Regions from separate parts of the Homo sapiens genome. Here region 1 is linked to region 2. Evidence: chromatin loops called from intact Hi-C (ENCODE). Cell type or tissue: mammary epithelial cell. All regions are shown on one strand. Each heading gives the region's core, and the rest is flanking DNA. Links, peaks and the distances in the headings are about the cores only.

What was found. Peaks named below come from ENCODE experiments on the same cell type or tissue, not always from the same donor. Only the 100,000 strongest peaks of a DNase experiment are listed, where the experiment ranks them.
Region 1: a loop joins it to region 2, with 3 times the contacts of the local background. A loop is called at or near these places in 3 of 110 quality-filtered maps.

What each region holds. Positions count from the first base shown.
Region 1 is chr12:114,930,981-114,942,000 of GRCh38, reverse strand. It overlaps LOC124903079 (a long non-coding RNA gene), which reads left to right and starts at 8,419. Exons shown (of 2, transcript XR_007063586.1): 1 at 8,419-8,982. In mammary epithelial cell, for the core only: a CTCF peak has its summit at 6,162 (motif pointing left); DNase peaks (open chromatin) are centred at 5,080 and 8,340; H3K27ac peaks cover 451 bases.
Region 2 is chr12:115,150,843-115,161,862 of GRCh38, reverse strand. All of the region lies in intron 1 of LOC124903081 (a long non-coding RNA gene), which reads right to left. Among named protein-coding and RNA genes, the nearest start is that of TBX3, 470 kb to the right of the region's middle. RefSeq lists an enhancer at 2,500-3,001. In mammary epithelial cell, for the core only: no CTCF peak of the experiment used is centred there; a DNase peak (open chromatin) is centred at 5,772; H3K27ac peaks cover 2,711 bases.

The sequences.
Region 1 (11,020 bases), core at 3,398-8,397, 220 kb after region 2:
GGGTGATCCACAGACATCCCCTCTCTTTGGAGATTTCCAAGGAGGGCAGTCAGTGACTGGTCAACACAAGGGTACGAGACCAGACTTCTCACTCCAACTTGGGACATCTTTGAAGGGCCATCTCAGCTCCCTAACACCCCATAGGGTTGACTGAGGGCATCCCTGGGACTACACAGAAGCTCAGCCTCTATCTCCACCTGACCCTGGTTTCTTCCCTCTCTTCTGAAAATGTCAATCCCAAGAGCGCTCCCTAAAAAATATCCCACATGATAATTTCCATCTCAGAATTAGCTTCCAAAGAACCCAACCTGCAATGCCACAGCAGAAACCAATCCTAAAATCACTGGGCCATGAGTGTGGAGTGGATGTTAGGGGATGATATGGTTTGAATATGTGTCTCCTTCAAATCTCATGTTGAAATTTGATTACCAGCGTGGGCCTAGTGGGAAGTGTTTGGGTCACGGGGGTGGAACCCTCATGAATGGCTTGTTGCCCTCCTTGTAGTAATGAGTAAGTTTTCCCTCTATTAGCTTATGTGAGAACTGGTTGTTTAAAAGAGTGTGGCACCCCTCCGTCTCTCTCTTGCACCCTCTCTCTTGCCATGTGACACACTTGCTCCCCCTTCACCTACTGCCATGGATAAAAGCTCCTCACCAGTCCTCACCAGAAGCCAAGCAGTTGCTAGCACCATGTTTGTACAGCCTGTGGAACCATGAACAAAATGAACCTCTTTTCTTCATAAATTACCCAGTCTCAGGTATTCCTTTATAGCAACCCAAAATGAACCAACACATTGGATGTCTATTTCTACCTCTCCCTCTCCTATATTCAAACTTGTTCATTATCATGGTTATAAACTCAGACTCCAATTTTACACATTTGCTTTCAAATCCTAACCTAGTAGCCATGTGAGAGTGGAAAAGTTTCAACCTTTCTGAATCTCATTCACTATAAACTAAGAAAATAATAATGCCTACATTCCAAGGCTTATGAGAATGAAATGAGGTAAGACAAGCAAAGCCCTTAGTCAAGGGTCCAGCACACAGTAAACAATGAGTAAATAGTAGCAGCTATTCACTGTCTTGTTATGTGCATGGTGGGTGAATTATCCATAATTACTGATGAGAAAATGTATAAGCTAGAGTTTCTTGGGAGATCTATATGGAATAAATCAGTTACAAAATGAATGCTGTACCAATGCTCCTCTTGTCATAGGCTTGAAATTCCCTTAAATGAGGATGTGGGCACCAAAATCATGGAGGCTGAACAGCAAAGGACATTTGTGCTTTCCAGTGCTCTCTGTTCCTGCTACTTCCCAAGCTGCAAGTTTTCAGACCTCCTGGCCAGCCAGATTCCTGTTTAATATGGTGGAGGGAGGAGGAGGGAGGTGGCAAAGAGACTCACCCTTCAGATAATACCAAAATGTATCACAAAGTGTGGAAAGGAAGTAGCCACAGAATCAGTAAGTTGTTATGTTACAGAGGAGGGTGGTAAACAAGGTCCCTCCTGGGTAGCCAGCCTCCAAGGTGAGTCTTGCCTTTTTGTACTCACACACTTTTATACTCCTCTCTTATGCTAAATAGGGATGACCTGCAAAACCAATAGGTTATTGTGGAAATGTCAGATTGTCACTTCCAAGGCTAGGTCGTAAAAGGCAATGCAGCTCCTCCTTGCTTTCTCTCTTGCATCATTTATTCTGAGGGAAGCAGCCAGTGGCCATGTTATGAAAATGCTCAAGCCACTCTGAGAGAGGCCCATTCAGTGAGGAACTGAGGACTTCTTCCAGCAGCCATGTGAGGGTGCCATCTTGGAAGCAGATTCTCCAGCCCCAGTTGAGCCTTCAGATGACTGCAGCCCTGGGTGACATCTTGACTGCAACCTAGACACTGAGCCAGATCCACCCAGCTAAGCTACTCCTGAATTTCTGACCCTTAGAAACTGAGATGATAAATGTTTGCTGTGTGAAGCCTCTAAGTTTGGGGGAATGTGTTATATAGCAATAGATAACTGATATACCATCACTTTTCTTTATTTGGGGAAGACACAGTTTACTCAAATTCAGTTATTAGCTGAAACTATATGAAATTGTCAATATGGACAATTTTTATGCCACAAAATGGCAATGTTGGCCAGGTGCAGTGGCTCATGCCTGTAATCCCAGCACTTTGGAAGGCCAAGGCGGGGAGATCACTTGAGATCAGGAGTTCGAGACCAGCCTGGCCAACACGGTGAAACCTCTCTACCAAAAATACAAAAGAAAAAAGAAAGAGAAAAAAAAGAAAATTAGCCAGGTGTGATGGTGCGCACCTGTAGTCCCAGCTACCTGGGAGGCTGAGGTGGGAGAATCACTTGAACCCAGGAGGTGGAGGTTGCAATGAGCTGAGATCATGTGACTGCACTCCAGCCTGAGCAAGACCCTATCTCAAAAAACAAAAACAAAAACAAAAACAAAATGGCAATGTTGTATGGATAACGTCTACATTGACCTAGGTAGGGGCTCAGGTTCTGGGTAAATACAGTTCTGCTAGTAGAGCTACATTCCAGGAAAGGCCCAAAAGTAGGGTCTTTAGTTGAAGCTGGCTGTGTTTCTGAAAGCTAGAGTCCTTGGAGAGCAAAATCCTCCCAGCTCACCCAGTTGCACATGTTCTCTACTTCCCAGGGAGTTCTTAAAGCAAGGAGGGAACCCCAAAGGCCCTTCTAACAACTCTCTTCTTCTTTCTTGATCTCACAGTGCTGCTTTTTAAAAGCCCTGCAGTTCATTGAAGCTGCAAGTCAAAAGGCATCCTGCAGCAGATAATTAGAGAGATTGGTTCATGGGCCCCGGACACAGCACTCCTGCAAAGCCTCAAAGAGTCCCTGGTGAACCATTTGCCGGCTTTAATTTCTCAGGGGCTGCTTCAGCAGGTGGCCACTAGCAGGTAGTCAATAGGGACCTTCTGGTCGAAGACTGGGGCCTCTTTGGAAAGGTCAAATCCAGAGGCCGGAGGGCATGGCTCAAGAGGTCACGGGGTCAGGATCCATCACTGTGACAGATGAATCTAAGCATGTCTCTCTCTGTTTCTGGAAGCAAGGCCAAGCCTCTTGAGACAGAAAGGTGGCAGGGGGAGGGTGTTGGGGGCTCACAAAGAAAGGCGAGTCTGGTGTCTGGCCGGCACCTCTCAACTGGTCTTCATTAGGCCGGCCTGACAACCCTCTCTTCTGCCGCCCTCTGTCCCGCACTGATGGGGTGCTGTCTCCAGACCTCTCAACTGTTCCTCATTAGGTGAAACAGTGCGCTTTTGTCTGCATGAAGCCTTCTTTGTTCTGCCAGCGTGGCCAAGCTAGAAAGCCAGAAACTGATACAAAACAATGCGACTCTATCCTGAGGGGACCCCCTCCCTCCTCGATCTTCCTCCCCCTGGCCGGACAAGGAAGGGCGACTTCTCCCTTGCGGTCATATCCCTGGATGTCTAGCTGAGGATGTGTTCACTGGAGCAGAAAAAACGTGTTAAACATAGACCAGTAGCTCCCAAACTTGACTGCATATTGGAATCACCAGGAGATCTTCAAGTCATGTGGACTCCTGGTCTCCAGCCCCAGGCATTCTGATTGGATTGGTCTGAGGAGCAACTTGAGTATTAAGATTGAGAAGACCTCTCCGTGTGACTCTAATGTGCAGCATAGTTTGGGAACTACTGGCAGAGATGGAGAACTTCTATCAAATGCCATGCCCACCTGCCCTCCTCCGCATACTTTAAAATCAGGGGATGGTACACCTTGCAGGGCATGGTGCATTCATCTGAACATTCATCTGCTGGGCAAGCAGGAAGGCTACACCTGCACATAACAGGTAAAGCTGGTCTTTACCAGCTCTGTCTGAGAAGGCAATGTGGACACAGCCCATTCAAATGCAGAGGGGTGTTTTCATCTTGGCTTTCAGCACCTTAAATTGTGCGCAGATATTTTAAGATCCCCTCCAGTCATGCACCTCTTCTTCCCACCTGATCCTTGCCACTGAGCTCTCTCCAGGCGGGGCGGAATCCACATCCTCAAAGATAGAACTGGTGACAGAAAAACTTGGCTAGAGACAGGTTGTCTTTCCAGCTCCCATTCCCAAAGCAATGTTGAAGGGGTTATTCATGCAAAAGCTATTGAATCCTGATGTGTCTCCATACCTGCTGCTTGTCTATAGGCAGAGTAGGAAGATGGGTTGCAATTTCAGGACAAAGAAAGGCTCTCTTTTCCTATTCCAGCAGGCCCTAAATTATTTCTCCTCCCAACATCTACTAGTAAAAGTCTCACCTCTTTGTCGCCCAGGCCTAAAATGGCAACATCACAGATTTACATAGTTTAAAGCCTCACAACACTGTTTTCGAAAGTGGATGTTAGGTAGCAATGCCAGATTTCAAAAGTAAAAACATAGGACTCCCAGTTAAATTTGAAATTCAGAGGAACAGCTAATAATTTTCTTTTCTTTATTGTTCACCTGACATTGAAATGTAACTGGGAGTTCTGTATTTTATCTGGCAATACTAAAGAACGGAAAAGGTTAAGAGCTATTTGTAGGCCAGCGTGAATTAATTCAGCTAGTTGGCTCTTTGCTTAGCTGATAATAGTGTTTGCTGGAATGAAGCTTCTAATGGGGACAAGGAGGTAGCATTTTTTTACTTTAGGATGCTGTCTGGAAGGATTCTAAGGCCACAGCAATAAATAGGGAAAAGAACGTGTTGATTAATTAACCATGTTTACGATCGGTCTGGGATGGCAAGTGAAGGCATGTAAGCCATACATGTACAGCGATAGGTCAGCATCCTAATGACATGTAATAAATTATATCACCGGGATATTTGAACTTGGAGTCATTTTATAGGAAGAAATGGACAAGCAGTGTTTATCAATGAAACTGTACAAGAAATGGAAAATTGGCTGAGTCTTGAAAAATAAGAAACTATTCACTACATAGAAACTATGCTTTTTCCTTCTTGGACTTGTTTCTTGCTCTTCCCCTGAAGCAGCTCTTCTTATGCCAGGCACTCAATAGGTGCTTGACACATAAGCACTGACTCAACACTTTGAATTAGAAGTCACAGAGGGAGACTAATGGAACAGATTTTGAGCACTACTCCCCTTTCTTCCATCAGGCATCTGATGAGTCATCTAAGGTCATGTGATAGCAAAACTGTTGGGCCTATAGAAAAAGTCTTTTAAGACATCCACGTCATTAAGTTTTCCTGCTCTTCCAGAGATCTGGAGTCAACGAGTCCTCACCCACACACCTCCATTCTCCTGCATTACTGAGAACCAAGGCTCCTTCCGGACTACAGGCATTGAACCAAAACGGAAGTGGAGAGCCACCCTTGAATGGGAATGCCCACCTTTGCGTACATTTCAGATGGCAGACGGAACCCATTCATCAAACTATGAAAATTCCCTCCACTCTCGAGGAAGAATGGCCATGAAGGGCTTGTAAATACATGTCTTCAGGTTTAAACAAATTGCATCATTATTTTTATTTTTTGAGAGGAGTCCATGTGAAGGGAACTAGAGGCATGCTTGGGTGTTTGTCCTGCAGACAATGCATGCCTGGGTCTTGTGCTGTTTCCGTATCTTCTGCCCAAGCGCTGGCCAGCCTCATGGCCTCTCAACAGGAGAAGGGTGCCAATTCCTAACATTCTATTTTCATACTGTTTGATGATAAAAATCGCCCCAGCAGGGCGAATGGCAGTGAACAAAAACAGGAAGCAGACCCCTGATTAGATAGGAACAGGGTGGCTTGTAGAGTAATAAACAAAATGACTAAGAAGATAAATGAGAGAACCATGGATGCTGCCATCTCCTTCCTGAACAGGCCAAGAATAAATGGAAAGAAGAAATCGGGAAAGAAGTCATGTCTTGGGCTCTAAGTGGGGGTGAAGGAGGCTTGCTCTGCAACATCACTTTGCAGGGGCCTTCCTTGAGTTGCCTCTTGAGTGAAGGCCATCAGGACAACTATCTGGTTTTCAGTGACTTCCTTTGAAAATCTTGCCTAAGTGATTTAGTACTCTGTTTTGATATTTGGAGATCCTTTGAAATCTGTGATCTTAGAGCTTTAGCCAAACCAAGGGTCCACTTTGTCATGTTGCTACTCTTGGACAGTGGTGCTCAGTTGGGGCAGGAGATGGTAATTTTGCCCTCTAGTGGGCATTTGACAATGTCTAGTGAGTTGCCACAACTGATGGATGGTGCTGTTGGCATCTAGTGGGTAGAGGCCAGAGATGCTGCTAAATATCCCGTAACGCCTAGGATAGCCCCTAGCAACAAAGAATTATCCAGCCCTAAGTGTCAATAGTAGCAAAGCTGAGAAACCCTGATGTAAGGCAAGTTAAGATATAAAAATAGGTATAAGTTTGGGTATGGACATAGGGTGGGTACGAATGTGGACATAGAAGTAAACATAGACATATATTGAACCCATTCTGCAATGAAATCTTACTTCTTTTTCTTAAAAAAAAAAAAAAAGACAACTTCACTTCTGATAAAAAATCTTCACAGGGATAAATCACCAGGAAAGTGAGACTTAGACATTCCCCTATAAAGACCCAGAAGCTCCAGGCCTGCTCTAAGCATGGGCCTCGTGATGAGAGCACATGTTCAAATTCTACCTATAACATTTACGTCCTGTGTGATCTTTGGCAAGTTTCTTATTCTCTCTGAGTCTTAGCTCCATACTTATGACGTTGACTTAATAACTTCTATTTCTTATAGCTCCAGGCCTGCTCTGACCAGGGCCTCACGATGAGAGCACATGTTCAAATTCCACCTATAACATTTACGTCCTGTGTGATCTTTGGCAACTTTCTTATTCTCTCTGAGTCTTAGCTCTATATTTATGATGTTGACTTAATAACTTCTATTTCTTATAGCTGTGATGATAATGAATAGGATTGCATGAATAATGGCCAATACATTGTCTGTACCCTAGTCAAATAGGAGACATTCAATGAATTGCATCTGCTATTGATCATATAATCATCAACATGCTTCGATTTTAATGTACATTCAGGTATTTCTCCTTAGTACTCGAAGGGCTCTTTGCAATTGGAAAACATGATTTAGGGTACCAGGATGCTGAGATGGGACTCTGTCTCAATTTCAGCTGATGCCTCAAGGAATTAAGAACCAATAGGTAAGTTCATCAAGTGGTTTCCTTGAAGTCTCATCATCAGGAGGGATTGTGACAAGCTGAGATGCAGCTAGAATGCACAGTCACTTTGGATAGAGGCCTGCATTTCCAGCGGTCAGGGAACTGCTAGAATGGGCTCTCCATGGCACAGATGTGGGCCAAGTGACCACGCGGGAGAGTCAGCCTGGAGCCTTCAGGTACTGTCTTGGGCAAAGTGTTGGAAATCCAGTTTCCACTTACAAGAGGCAATCAGCAGCTGCCTTCAGTTTGAGTCCTTGTTCCCTGCACAGCCCCCAGGTCTGGGCCACCCTTCACAGAACCACACTACTGGTGGGTTTGGGTGTGAGTGTGAGTGTGCACCTGTGTATGTAAGGAAGGGAGCTATAGAGAAAGCAAATCTTCCTGTGGCCTGGAAAGATCAGCTTTGTGCTGATTTCCTTCTTTTTTTTTTTTTTTTTTTTTTTTTTTTGAGACAGGTTCTAGCTCTGTCACCCAGGCTGGAGTGCAGTTTTGGAAGTGCCATCCAGGTAGCAGAAGCTTTAGCACCTTCCTTTGGAAGGTGGGAATATTTAGACTGGTTGCTTTCCAACCTTAGCCAAAATTCCATCAGAAAGTCCTGTTTAAATACATGTACACTACGATGAGCTAAGAATAGAATTCATATCATGATAAGAATACCATTTATTTTAATAGCTTAGAGTTTTAAATGACCCATCAAATGACAATATACAAATACGGGACAGACCTGACATCCAGCATGTGTGCCTCCCCGCCATTACTGCAGTGCAGGGTCAGATTGCTGCATAGACCTCATCATTGCAGGAGTCTCAGAAGATATTGTTCTCCTCAGTACTGTGTTTGCTGTAAGAAATGATGATAAACCTCTGTGGTATGTTCTACAGATGAATTCAGAGGTTTTAGAATGAAGAAAGAATTTACCTTGGACTAGTCTTAGTGCTGGACAGGGTCCTTGGCACAGAATTAGCCCTTGGTACACATTTATTGAATTAAATGAGCACCCAGGCTGTAGCCAGTTGAACGTGAGATGTGTGTCCTCCCTATTTAACAAAAAACGTGGGTCACACTAGCCAGTGTCTTACCCTAATCATGTGGAGTAAAACAGGGGTTAACTAGCTTCCAGAATTCCTGGATGAATCACTGCCCACAGCCCCCACTGTGTTCCTGGCCCCAGGCTGGTCCAGGGGAGGAAACCTGACCTATAGGAGATCATCTGCCTACTGGCCAGTCACGGATGTGTCATACAGGGCACTGTCCACTGAGACATGACTCAGACCATAAATTCTGTTCTCAGAATTTAGAATTGGGAAACCAAGCTGCCGGTTGGTGAGGGTCACCAGTAGCACCAGGTCAGGATGTGGGGAGTAATGAGACCATGGCCATTGCCACTATGAGGAATGACAGACTAGGTGAGAAAAGGAGGATACAGCAGACTCCACAAGGGAGAAAAAATGAGAAAGGCCACAGGGCCCCAGATAGGGGCAGAAATGGTGCCCTTTACTCCGTAATTCTCAATTCCAGCTTTCTCGAGGTGTCCTTCCTCTTCCTGCCTTTGGCCTCTGGGATTTATCCTATTATTAATAACCCTATTAATAATAATTATTATTATTAACATTATTCTGTCTTATTGAGGATAATCTTACAATGAAAATTCCTTTAGCTTGAACCTGTGTGAGTAGAAATATATTCCTCAAACCCCAAAGAGCCTTGACTAAAGTAGTGACCTATGTGAGCACCACGGGAAATGAAAATCACTCAACATTTAGTGAAGGAGGTTGTGATCATAAAAGCTGGCTGAGAGATCCACATGGGGCATCCTTAAGGTAAGTAAACTGGTGGATTAACCTGCTAAGTTGCATTTTCATAAAGAAAAAAGATTAGTCCATTTGATAAGATATGAGAGGCATGATAAAAAGGACTTCCGGGTATGCTGTTGAGGGATGGTGATATCTTTTTTTTTCTTTTTTTTTTTTTTTTTTGAGATGAAGTCTCACTCTGTCCCTAGGCTGGAGTGCAGTGGTATGATCTCGGCTCACAGCAACCTCCGCCTCCTGGGTTCAAGTGATTCTCCTGCCTCAGCCTCCCAAGTAGCTGGGACTACAGGCACGTGCCACCACGCCCGGCTAATTTTTGTATTTTTAGTAGAGACAGGGTTTCACCATGTTGGCCAGGATGGTCTCGATCTCTTGATGTCATGATCTGCCCACCTCGGCCTCCCAAAGTGCTGGGATTACAGGTGTCAGTTACTGTGCCCGGCCAAGGGATGATGATATCTTTAGACTGTGACACCCTTATGTTCTTCCCCAGGGGGAGCACAGTCCTGTGAGATGGTTAGGCTTCAGGTGCAAGGAATATTGATTCATTTCATTCCCCCAAAGAAATTCTGTAAAACTCACTGACTTCTCAGGGTCCACACAAGAGACCAAATAACTATTTCTGTCCTTCCATATAATGTAAATTCCTGAATGGCCACTACACAAAAGTCAAAAGGGAAAAGAATATTTGTTATAGAGGAAAATGATACCAACATGGAATGAGAAATAGTGCTAAAGATGGAAAGAAAGAGCCAGGGAGAGAGATAGCAGGACAGGGAGAGAGAGCAACTTTCTCTCAGAGTCTCTATAGTCCTGAAAACAGGTCCATCTTTCAACATCATAATTAGATGAGCCAATAAATTACTTTGTGTTTTTTTTTTTCTTTATTTGGGTTTCTGCCGCTTGCAACCACAATAGTCATGGCTAATAGAGTGCAGGTAATGTAAGAACCCAGTGACATATTGTAAACTATGTTCTTACTAAGATTACAATATGGGTCTCCAAATGACACCAATCCCTCTGCCACCAGCCCTGTCACATTCTGATTCACCGTAAAATAAGAAAGAGTGTAAGATAATTTTTTTTTTGAGACAGAGTCTTACTCTGTCACCCATGCTGGAGTCCAGTGGTTCAATCTCGGCTCACTGCAACCTCCACCTCCCAGGTTCAAGTGATTCTCCTGCCTCAGCCTCCCAAGTAGCTGGGATTACAGGCGCCCGCCACCACACCTGGCTAATTTTTGTATTTTTAGTAGAGACAGGGTTTCACCATGTTGGCAAGGCTGGTCTCAAACTCCTGACCTCAGGTGATCCATCCACCTCAGCCTGCCAAATTGCTGGGATTACAGGCATAAGCCATCATGCCTAGTGTAAGATACTTTTAATGGAACTTTCCTAAAGGGAGTTAAGTGGAAAAATGGACCCATGATCACAATAATTAGTAAAAGATGGAGTTAAAGAAAATTATTCTTACACTGAAAACTATAAAACATTGATGACAAAAATTAAAGTAGACACATAAAAATGGGAAGATACCCTATGTTCATAGATTGGAAGAATTAATATTGTTAAAATGTCCTTATTAACCAAAGCAATTAACAGACTCAATGCAACCTCTACCAAAATTCCAAAGACATTTTTTACAGAAATAGAAAAACAACCCTAAAATTCATATGGAACCACAAAAGACTCTGAATATAAACAAAGCAATTGTGAGAAGAAAAAAAAAAAGCTGAAAGCGTCACATTACTTGACTTTAAATATAATACAAAGCTATAGTAATCAAAACAGTATGGCACTGACATAAAAACAGACACATAGACCAATAGAACAGAACATAGAGCTCAGAAATAAACCCATGCATTTGCAGCAAATTTTCAACAAGGACACCAAGAATACGCAATGGAGAAAGAATAGTATCTTCAATAAATGGTGTTGGGAAACTGGATATCCATATGCAGAAGAAAGAAATTGGACTCTTAGCTCATACACAAAAATGAGCTCAAAATGGATTAAAGACTTAATGTAAAGCCTAAAACTGTAAAACT
Region 2 (11,020 bases), core at 3,656-8,655:
CTCGGTTTTCTCATCTTCGAATGGGACTAACTCTATATGCTTTGCAGGATTGCTGTTAGCAATCAGATGAGATGCTACACATAAAACTTAGTGCAGTGCTTAAGTGATTTAATTAGCAACAACTAATGTGTGTGTGTAAATAGATCAATATTATACCTTTCTAAGAGTTTTCTAAAAACTATGAAAGAATCTGACAAAATTGCACAGATCAAAATTTTATTGTACCAGCTATTTATTTCTATCACTGCACTATTTATCTTTTTCTAGACAGATAGATAGATAGACAGTGGATAGATAGATAATGATGACATGGATATGATGGAAAGAGAGAGAGGATGGATAGAGAGAGAGATGGATAGGTAAATAGATAATGATGACATGAATATGATAGAAAGAGAAAAACAGAGAGAGGTATGGATGTATGGATAGATAGATATAACAGATATGACAGAGAGATAGAGAAAGAGATGGGTGGATGAAGATATATATATATATATATATATATATGTGATCTTGTCATTTGTTCCCTTGATACAATAAATAAACATATTAAGTATGCTAAATCCATACATGTTCAAACAACATTGACTCCATTAAGTGCGTTAAATAGATTAAATGAAAGAAAACAGGCAGATGAACTATGAGTTCCTTCCATTGGCCTCTCCTGTTCTTACCCTGCTACAGGGCTGCAGTTGGACTAAAATAGTTGTATTTACTGAGTCTAGATGGTTCTCACCGCCTTCCTTCCCTTCCTACTGTCTGTTCCACTCTTGCTTCTCCTAGCATCTCCTGTCTTGGCTATAGGAGGCTGCTTTCTCAGCTTGACCCCTTGGGGCTTTCCAGAACCTTTTTACTTAAACATATATTGACCTAGGCCTTACTTCCTTGGGTGAATTATGCCACAGGCAGCAATCTCCGGGCCATAAATTAACCTGCAACCCCATGCAGCTGTCTGCTAATGATGTGGATGGTGAAACTGTGTCTTTGCTGAACTGGATGAACAAGGGCTCTCTAAATTTTGTCAGCTGACAGCTCCCTCTCTCCTCCTCACCTGGCTGGCTTTTCTATGACTCTTTGTCTGGTATCATCTTTAACTTGTCTCCTGCATTCATGGCAAAGATAAAAGGACTCCATCAGCTTCCAGGAAGCCAAGGAAAGAGAAGGAGCTTGATTTCATTACCTGATACATAGTAGGTGTTCTGCACATATTGGCAAGTGATTGGCGACTAGAAAGAGCACAGCATGATGTCTGCTATGATTGCTGCTATTATTCTTATTCATCTCAGCGCTCCTTAGAGCCAAGCCAGAGCCTCGTTCAGACTGATTTCTCCAGGCTCTACAAGAGTGCCTGTCATGCAAAAGGAGGAATGGAGAGATGCTGGGTTAATTCCAGGGATCAGAATTTCCTCCTTTATGGATCACTCTTCTTTCTTCACCAGCATTTTTGCTTTGTAACCTTCTGTCAAAATGCTTAGCTGGGCTGAGTTGGGTTCACGGGCTCAGATAAACATATTGACTCAATATCTCTCTCCCCTTTCTTTTGCACTTTGAATGAATTCCTTTATATCCATCTTATCTCCTCCCTCCAGGAGATCAACAGAGAATAACTTTTTATGAGTTTGAGTTGATGAATTTGTAAAATATTAATTAGCATCATGAAAGAAATTTAGGGTTAGTAATTCACCAAGAAGCTAGCCCTCTTGGTCCCATCTCCCTGAAATATCAAGTATCTGGAAGACCCCCAACTCAAGACCCACAAAACTTCCCATCAAACAGAATGATAATGATCTCAGAGCCACACATTTATGGCATCTGTAATTAACAGAGCACTCTCCTTTCTTTTAGCTTGGTTGTGCTTTCTGATTAAGTCTGTGCATTGGCAGGACAGGTGTTACGACAAACCCGTTTGTCAGATGAAAAAACTGGGGCCTGTGTTCATAAAGTAGCTCTTCTCCTGAAGGTCTCTTTACTGGGACAGCATCTGAAGAAGCAGGAAATCATGTGCAAAAATGGTACTCACCAACAGAGCTATTACTACCACTAATACATATGCTAAACATATTACATCCATTAACTCATGTAATTCTCACGGCAACTGTATGAGACGTGGGCTAGAGCCATCTTCATTGTACAGAGGAGAAATTGAGGGCCATAAAGGTTGAGTAATTTGACTAAGGTACGAAGAAACAGTGATAGCAAGGATTCCAACTCAGGTCTGTCTAACTCCAGAACAGCATGTGTAACTATTGTCCTGTTCTGAGTGGCAGTAGTTGTGCTTGGAAGCATTATTAATCTGAATCCACAAACCCTCTGAGAAATCCAGGGATTGGCTTCAGAGGGCTTGTGAGCTCTTTGAAATTGCATTCACAGATTTCACTGTTTGTGCACAATTTAAAAACAGAGAGAGTGTCTATAGCTATCAACAGATTATGATGGGGGTCCATGACACCAAAATTAGGGACGAAAGTTTAGGCCCAGAGTTAGATCATGAGTAGTAAAAGCATCTGACAACCTCAGAACCATCCAGCTGATTAAACTGTTTATACTCTGCCGCCAGATGCAGAGTTCTTTTCTTTTTGGTTCTTACCCCCCTGGCAATTGACTTTGGATAAAACTGAAAAAGTGAAGGAGCCATCTAAAGCTGTAAATATTATAGGAAGCAAGAAGCTGAGCGAGTGGGGCCAGCATTCCTGAGGCCTGGAAGAGCAGGAATGGCCCAGCTTGCCCAAGGATCAAAGGAAAGAGGCAAACCCTTCATCACCAGGTTTCCACATCAGCACCATTTAGGGCAGGAAGATGTCAAGGGGGAAGGCTTTCTTTGAAGTGTCAAGATAAGAACCGTCTCCACCTCCCTTTAGTGTGAAAGTCATTCCTCCAGGAGCCAGGGGAGGGTGTGAGGCATTTGGCTGTCTATACGAGGGCTGGAAGGAACTTATCAACTGAGGCAGACACCTTCTTGGCTCCAGGCTATGTCTGGACTCGGCCACAGATCTCCAGTGGACATAAAGCCTTAAAATATATGAAACGCTGAGCCACAGTACCTTGGTGTTCTGTCTCGGGTTGTGGATAAACTGGCTTTAGAGTTGAATAGTGGAGTGGACAGGGCCTGCATTCACATCAACTGGGTACACCTTGTTCCTTCTGGCTGGGCAAGTTGAGGCAAGTTACTTAGCCTCTCTGAATCTCAGTTCCAATGGGAATTATAGTCATAGCCCCTGTATCTAGAGTTTATTTGAAAATCAAATGAGATTATGCACACTATTTCCTTTCCACAATATCTGTTGCACAGAAACATTTAAAAAAATTTAATATCTGACTTAATATATCTGGTCTAACTGAACTTTAGAATCAAAAAGTCAGATGATGTGACATTCTTTTCACAAATATTACTTTTATCCCGTTTTAAGTGGTTTGAGTTGAAGGGTAAGATCCTGCGTTTCTTCCTTTTCCAACACAGGCATGATACAGTAGCTGAGAGCAGATTGCTGGCATTTGAAACCTGGCTTTACCACTTAATACCTGTACAAACTTTGGGATGGAAAAGTTATTTAGCTTCTCTGTGCCCTTGTTTTCTCATCTGCAAAATGAGGATGTTTTTACAAACGTTGATTATCAGAATTAACTAATTTATCCTAGTAACAGTTAGAACAGTGCTTGGCACATAGGAAGCACTTAATAAGTGTGAGTTTTAGTTTGTAAGCCCCTGCTACCAGCGTCCGTAGCTACCAATAACTATTTGTTAAAGAGAATTTATTGAGAAACTGGAGTGTACCCAACATTAGGTACCAGGATTTAGAAGCATCCATCGGCCTTGTCCCTAAAATGCTTACATTTTAATAGAAGGAATGATATACAGCCATCCAGTTGCTCATTCAATCAAAAACTTCAAGGCTTAAATTAGGCTGGACATTTATTCCCTCTATTATAGGATAGTTTGGATGTTTCAAGCTGTGGTGTTCATGGGGATTCTTTTCTCTGCCGGCAACACCCTTGGACACTTGCTCTACCCTTCTTTTTCAATATCGTTTAGCTTGAATGCCACTTATTCCAGGAAGCCCTCCCTGATTTTGGATTAAGTTAGTTCTCCCTATCTTTTTTTTTTTTTTTTTTTTTTTTTTTTTTTTTAGATGGAGTCTTGCTACATATCCCAGGCTGGAGTGCAGTGGCATGATCTCGGCTCACTGCAACCTCCGTCTCCTGGGTTCAAGCGATTCTCCTGCCTCAGCCTCCCAAGTAGCTGGGACCACAGGCACGTGCCAACATGCCCGGCTACTTTTTTGTATTTTTAGTAGAGACGGGGTTTCACCATGTTAGCCAGGATGGTCCCGATCTCCTGACCTCGTGATCTGCCTCCTCGGCCTCCCAAAGTGCTGGGATTATAGGCGTAAGCCTCCGCGCCCAGCCTAGTTCTCCCTATCTTATGCCCCATACACCCTACTTCCTCTATCATGTTTGAATGATTGGATTAATGTCTGATTTCATTATTCTTTAAATTCATAAAGATAGGCTCTAAATATGCCTTTCTTTTGCTACATCTCCAGCATCTCATGTGGTGCCTGGCACATACAGGTATTGAAAATATATTTGTGAATGGACAAATAAAAGAGGGAATTTCTGGGTGTAGATTTCCTCTGTTGGAAAGTATTCTTAATTTTCCCAGGCCATCCCAATGGCAAGTGATATTTCCACATTGCAAAGCTGAGCGGCAGTGAGTTCTGAAACTTTCAGAGCTCACAAGATCCTCTGTGGCAGTCAGTCTAGGCTAGCTGTTTTTCAGATGAAGAAACTGAGTCCAGAGGTAAGGGGATGCATCCAACTGACCTAATGTGCAGACCTGGGACTGCAACTCAGAACTTTTAACTCCTAGAATCTTCCACAAGACAAAAGGAGTGGAATTCCCTCACTAAAATTGATAATTCCTTTAGTGTAGAATAATTGGGACTTGCCAGTTAGAGATGGAGGTGACTGAGGCAGTTATTTGCAACAAAGTAGCTTTCTCATTAGAGGTAAGTATTGGGGTATAGTAAGAAAAGAAAATTAAATAAAAACATGGGTTCAAGAAAACAAGGGCTCAATTCTTGTATTATCTCAGAATACCCACAATGTCTTCATTTCTAAGTGGGTGTGATGATGCTTTATTAAGGGAATTTTATATTTCACATGAAGCAATGCCTGTGTGGCATAGTAAAGAGTGTGAGAGGCTGGCTCTGTGGTGGCTTGTGCCTGTAATCCCAGTGCTTTGGGAGGCCAAGTTAGGAGGATTGCTTCAGGCCAGAAGTTAAAGACCAGCCTGAGCAACATAATGAGATTCTGTCTCTACAAAAAAAAAAAAAAAAATTTCCCAGGCATTGTGGTGCATGCCTGTACTCAGAAGGCTGGGGCAGGAGGATTGCTTGAGCCTAGGAGTCCAAGGCTGCAATGAGCTATGATTGTACCATCGCACTCCAGCCTGGATGACAGAGCAAGACCTTGTCTCTACATCTCAAAAAAAAAAAAAAAAAAAAAAAGGAAGGAATTTGGCTGGGCTTTGTCTCTGGTTTCTAAATGGGAAACCCTAAATCTTTGGAATTTCCTGAGCAATAGGAGTCTTTGTTACTCATGAGCCTCTCAGACCATACCTGAGTTTATGGTAAGAGATGAGGTGACTCAGGATGGGGGCTGGTCAACCAGAAACACTAATCACACAGTTAGACATTTGAGGCTTCGAGACAGCCTAACCACTGGGAGGGGTGGCTGATGAAGACCAGGTTTGACCATGTGGTCCATGATTCAATCCATCATTGCTATGCAATGTAACCCCAATAAAAAATCTAGACACCAAAACTAATGGAGCTTCCTGATGACCAAAAACACTGATGTGTCAAGAGGGTGATGTACTCCGATTCCGTGGGGAGAGGCACGGAAGCTTTGTGTTCGGGACCTTCCCAGACCTCAGCCTTATGTGTCTCTCCTTTTGGCTAGTCCTGATTTTGTATCCTTTGTAATAAAACTATAACTCTAGGTATAGTTATTTCCTGTATTCTCTGAGTCATTCTAGCAAATTATCCAGCCCCTTTCAAGAGTCATGCACTCTTGAATTTTCAGCCAGTTGGTCAGAAGTGTGAGTGGCCTGGACACCCTCAAGCTTGTGGCTAGCATCGGAAGTGAGTATAGTCTTACTGGGGAGTGTGTCCTTCACTTGTGGACTTGGTGCTAACACCAGCTGGTGGTTAGCATCAGAATTCAGTGTAGAATAGCAGAGTGTGAGATGTTTATGGTAGACTGTGGCCACACTGGTTTTGTCTTTATCACAGTTTCCTTATTTCCCTTCCTGTGATGGTCTCAGAGCCCACCTTCTCTGCTGGCAACCCACTTCATGTGACTTGACTGGGATCAACAATCCCTTCACACCTCCATCACACTAGTGGACACTTAACTGAAAGCAAATTGTTCAGACTTTCCCAGGACTTTTCTATAGGAAAGATGGTGGCTTTCAGCTGGAGAATGTGAACTGTGGTTCTCCACTGGCCACCATGCCTGTCATGTGGATGGAGTGTGCCTGAGAGTTGAAGAGAAAGGCAGCCTAGTCAATCCATGAGTCTTAGATCAAATAACACTTCAGAGGAGTATTATTCAGTTACATGAGACAATAAGTCACCATTATCTTTTTGTTGTTGTTGTTGTTGATAAAAGTAATTTGAATTGGGTTCAAAAGTAAGCTTACCATCAATGGTTCACTGGATAAAGCAAATGTGGTACATGTACACCATGGAATACTATGCAGCCATAATAAAGAATGAAATCATGTCTTTTGCAGCAACATAGATGGAGCTGGAGGCCATAATCCTAAGCGAATTAATGTAGGCACAGAAAGGCAAATACTTCCTGTTCTCTCTTATAAGACGAAGTTAAATATCAAATACACATGGACACAAAGAAGGAAACAATAGGCATCAGGGCTTACTTGAGAATGGAGGGTGAGGATTGAAAAACTTCCTATCAGATACTCTGCTCATTACCTGGGTGACAAGATTATCTGTACACCAAACCCCTGTAACACACAGTTTACCCATATAACAAACCTGCACATATAACCCTTGAGCCTAAAATAAAAGTAGGAAAGAAAAAAATAAAGTTTAAAAGTAGGCTTAAAATCCCCAAATTTTCCTTTTAATTTGTAGCACACAACAACCCACACTGCTCCCTTCAATGAATAATGTAAATGGCTACAGATTCTTCTACCTTTATGGAGAGAAGTGAGTTCTCATACCTCTATACTGGAGACTATGCTGGCCCTATTGATTTGTTTGACTGATAAAATGTGGTAAAAGGGATGTTGACTTCTGACACTTAATCAAAAGAAGCCTCGAGTTTCTTCTCAGACTTTGGAACACTCACTTTGAGGCAGGACACCACTATGTATGAAGTCTGACCACCCTGGAACTGCCATGCTAGAGAGACCACCCAGGGAACAATTGAGAGGACACGACCACCTGGCACCCAGCTGGCCTAGCCACTCCTCACCAAGGCAGACCCCTCCATGGAGATTCCAGACAATATATGAAGCAGAGACAAGTCAGCCTCACTAAATACTGCCCAAAGAACAGGCCCACAGGCAGGCTCGCAGGCCCTGAGCTCTAAGGTGGTTGGTTATGCAACAATACGTAAATGAAACAGATAGTAATATAATAATAATGGTAAACCTTTCCCCAATGGTTCTTCCTATATGCCAGGTACTCAAAGGTACCATTTCATTGCTTCATCAAAGCAACCCAGACAGCCGTGATCGTGCCACTGCACTCCAGCCTGGGTGGCAGAGCAAGACCCTGTTTCAAAAAAAAAAAAAGCAACCTAAGGAGATAGGTACTATTATTAACTGCATTTTAGAGATGAGAAAACTGAGGGTTAGGGAGACAAAATCACATGTACAAGGTCACAAAACTTTGAAGTAACAGAACCAGGACTTCAGCCACTTGGATTCCAAGGCCCAGACTCTTAACTGCCACATTCTACTGCCCCTTGATTGTGCTGTGACAGCCGTAGGCATGACCCCTTCTGGAAGTTAGCCAAATCCATGGAGCTTTTGTCTTAAACAGAGCCCTGGCAATAATCAGCACACCCCAAAGGAGAGAGTTTATTCACAATGCCGTGGACAAAGTTAAGAGGAGCTAGCAATGATGAGGAACCTTCTGGAAAATCAGAAACACACTACCTACCACCCTTATGCCTGCAAGGTCATCAGAACCTGGTGAAAGCTGAAGCTGTAGGAGAGTGAAGACAGAAGATGTGACCTGCCTTCCTTAGAGAAAAGGAGCCACTGCAAACCCACCACCTGGAGGGAAGAACGAACCCCAGCCTCTTTCCTCCCTCTCTCCACTCTCCAGTGGGTGCCTCCCTTTGGCCAAACCCAAATGGGAGCCAGCGAGAAGTGGAGCCCATTGAAGTAACCCATGCGGGTCAGTTTTGTGGGCACAGGGCAGAATGGAGAAGGCCACAGAGTGAGCCTGGGCCAACAGCAATGCATTATTCATGTCGTCCCTCTTCCCCAGACTTGGTACAGGTGGAAATTAGACATCCCAAAAGTCAGATGAAAATACATGAGATATATTGTCCTCCTGGGGTTTCTGGAGTAACTAAACCCCATATCCAACTCCATTGGTTTCTGTCACCTTTCCAGAGCTCATTTCCAAAAGGAAATAACACCTGCCCCAAAACTCCACCTGCTGTATGCAGCCACCTCTCTGAATCTCCAGCTGCCAAAGGCTGACAGTAAGTCACAGGAGCGTATTGATTTCTCAAGGGAAAGATGAGTGAAGTGAAGGCAGAACTCCTCCAGGCGCTGGATGAAAACCCTTGTGCTGGAAGGTGAATGAGGCAAGCTAGGACTGGGAGGGGGAGGTGGGATAAAATCTTGCAGCCACAGCCTTTCCCAAGGAAAGGAAAAGATCTAAAGAATCTCTTCTACACTGAACACAGTCAACAGTTAACTGAAGAACTTCTGAGATTTGCATTTGACTTCATTATATGCTTTTTGATTTCCTGGACTAAGCGGACCGCTATTAATTAGTTTTTGTTCGGGTTAATCCAGCTTTTCTTTCATTCTCCCACTAAGAGTTTAAGTTTGAAATGTCACTAACAACCTGGATAATTTAGTGCCCAAACCCTCAACGGTCAGGGAATTAAAGCTAATGAATAATACGTTCAACCAATTTAATTCTAGAAGCAGCTCATTAACATATCGAAAGACTTTAAAATGTGCACCCTCCTTGACCCTAAAATTTCCTAACAAATGTTTTTTTCTAAAGAAATGATTATGAATGCGTACAGATATTCATTTAAAATGGTGTTCACTGAATTATTGTTCAGGTTTGCAAAGACTGGGAACAATCTAATATTTAAAAAAATAAAATAATAATAATAATAATAATGGCAATAATAACAGCCAAAATAATTATCATGTCAAATATTTAGTGTTTCCCATGTACCAAGCACTATTTTAAGCACTTTACTTAAATTAGCTTATTTCATACCGAAAATAATCCTATGAGTTTGATGCTGTTATTTTGACCAATTTAGAGCTAACAAAACTGAAGCGCAGAAAGGTTAAGCAACTTGCTCAAAGTTACACACAGCCTGCACATGGAGCCATGCAGGCTCATGCATAACTTTTGCCAGGGCCAAGACAAGGGAACAAATGAAAAGTCTTCAGACCATTTGAAAAGTCATAAATCAGGCCGGGCGCGGTGGCTGACGCCTGTAATCCCAGCACTTTGGGAGGCCGAGGCGGGTGGATCACGAGGTCAGGAGATTGAGACCATCCTGGCCAACACGGTGAAACCCTGTCTCTACTAAAAACACAAAAAATTAGCTGGGCATGGTGGCAGGCACCTGTAGTCCCAGCTGCTCGGGAGGCTGAGGCAGGAGAATGGTGTGAACCTGGGAGGCGGAGCTTGCAGTGAGCCAAGATTGCGCCACTGCACTCCAGCCTGGGTGACAAAGCAAGACTCTGTCTCGAAAAAAAATCTAAAAAAAATTTAAAAAGTCATAAATCAAGCTAATTAACTGTCAAATAATATTTTTTCCATTGTCTCATCTGAATAAATATGCTTTTGTAATGACTTGAGAGGCCAGGACTGAATGTTGAGTCCTCAGACTCCTTGACTCACTCTACCCGGATGTGGGGGTGTGGAGAGAACCAGCCCATGGCCAACAACTGGCCCCTTTCTTTTCCCACCCCCAGTTTCATCCCACGCTGTCAGAAGACACATGCAGATGTGTGTGGACATGCCAACAAGCACATTGAAGCTCCATTGAGACCCCTCCACCTAAACAGTGGCCTCCTCACCTCCCCTTAGGTCTGAGGGTACATACACCGGAAATCTCATCATCCTCAGGGAGCCCAGAGAAAAGCCAGGACCAACCCTAGATGCAGATTTAGGGCTGCAAAAGCAGGAAATTATTGTGTCCCAGGTATCTGGAATGTGATTTAGAAGAGGGCATGGGTTCTTAAAAAAAGGTGCATGTCTGGCTGGGCACGGTGGCTCCTGCCTGTAATCCCAACACTTTGGGAGGCCCGAGGTGGGTGGATCACGAGGGTAGGAGATGAAGACCATCCTGGCCAACATGGTGAAACCCTGTCTCCACTAAAAATCCAAAAATTAGCTGGGTGTGGTGGCACACGCTTGTAATCCCAGCTACTTGGGAGGCTGAGACAGGAAAATCACTTGAACCCGGGAGGCGGAGGTGGCAGTGAGCCGAGATTGTGCCACTGCACTCCAGCCTGGCGACAGAGTAGGATTCCAGAAAAAAAAAACAAAGAATTCGTGTCCTCACCCTACAGACTTCTCACCTCATGGGAAGAGATGGGGCAGGAGGAGGGCCAGAGTGGCATACTGATATCTCAAGGGAAATCAGTAAACACTGGAGCATGGGTCCATCCAAAGCAGGGATTCCTTTTACCCAGGTCTAAGAATGGTGTTGAAACTGGCATTTGAACCCAAATGAAACCTTGTGCTCATAGCCATTACACTAGAGTGCCCCT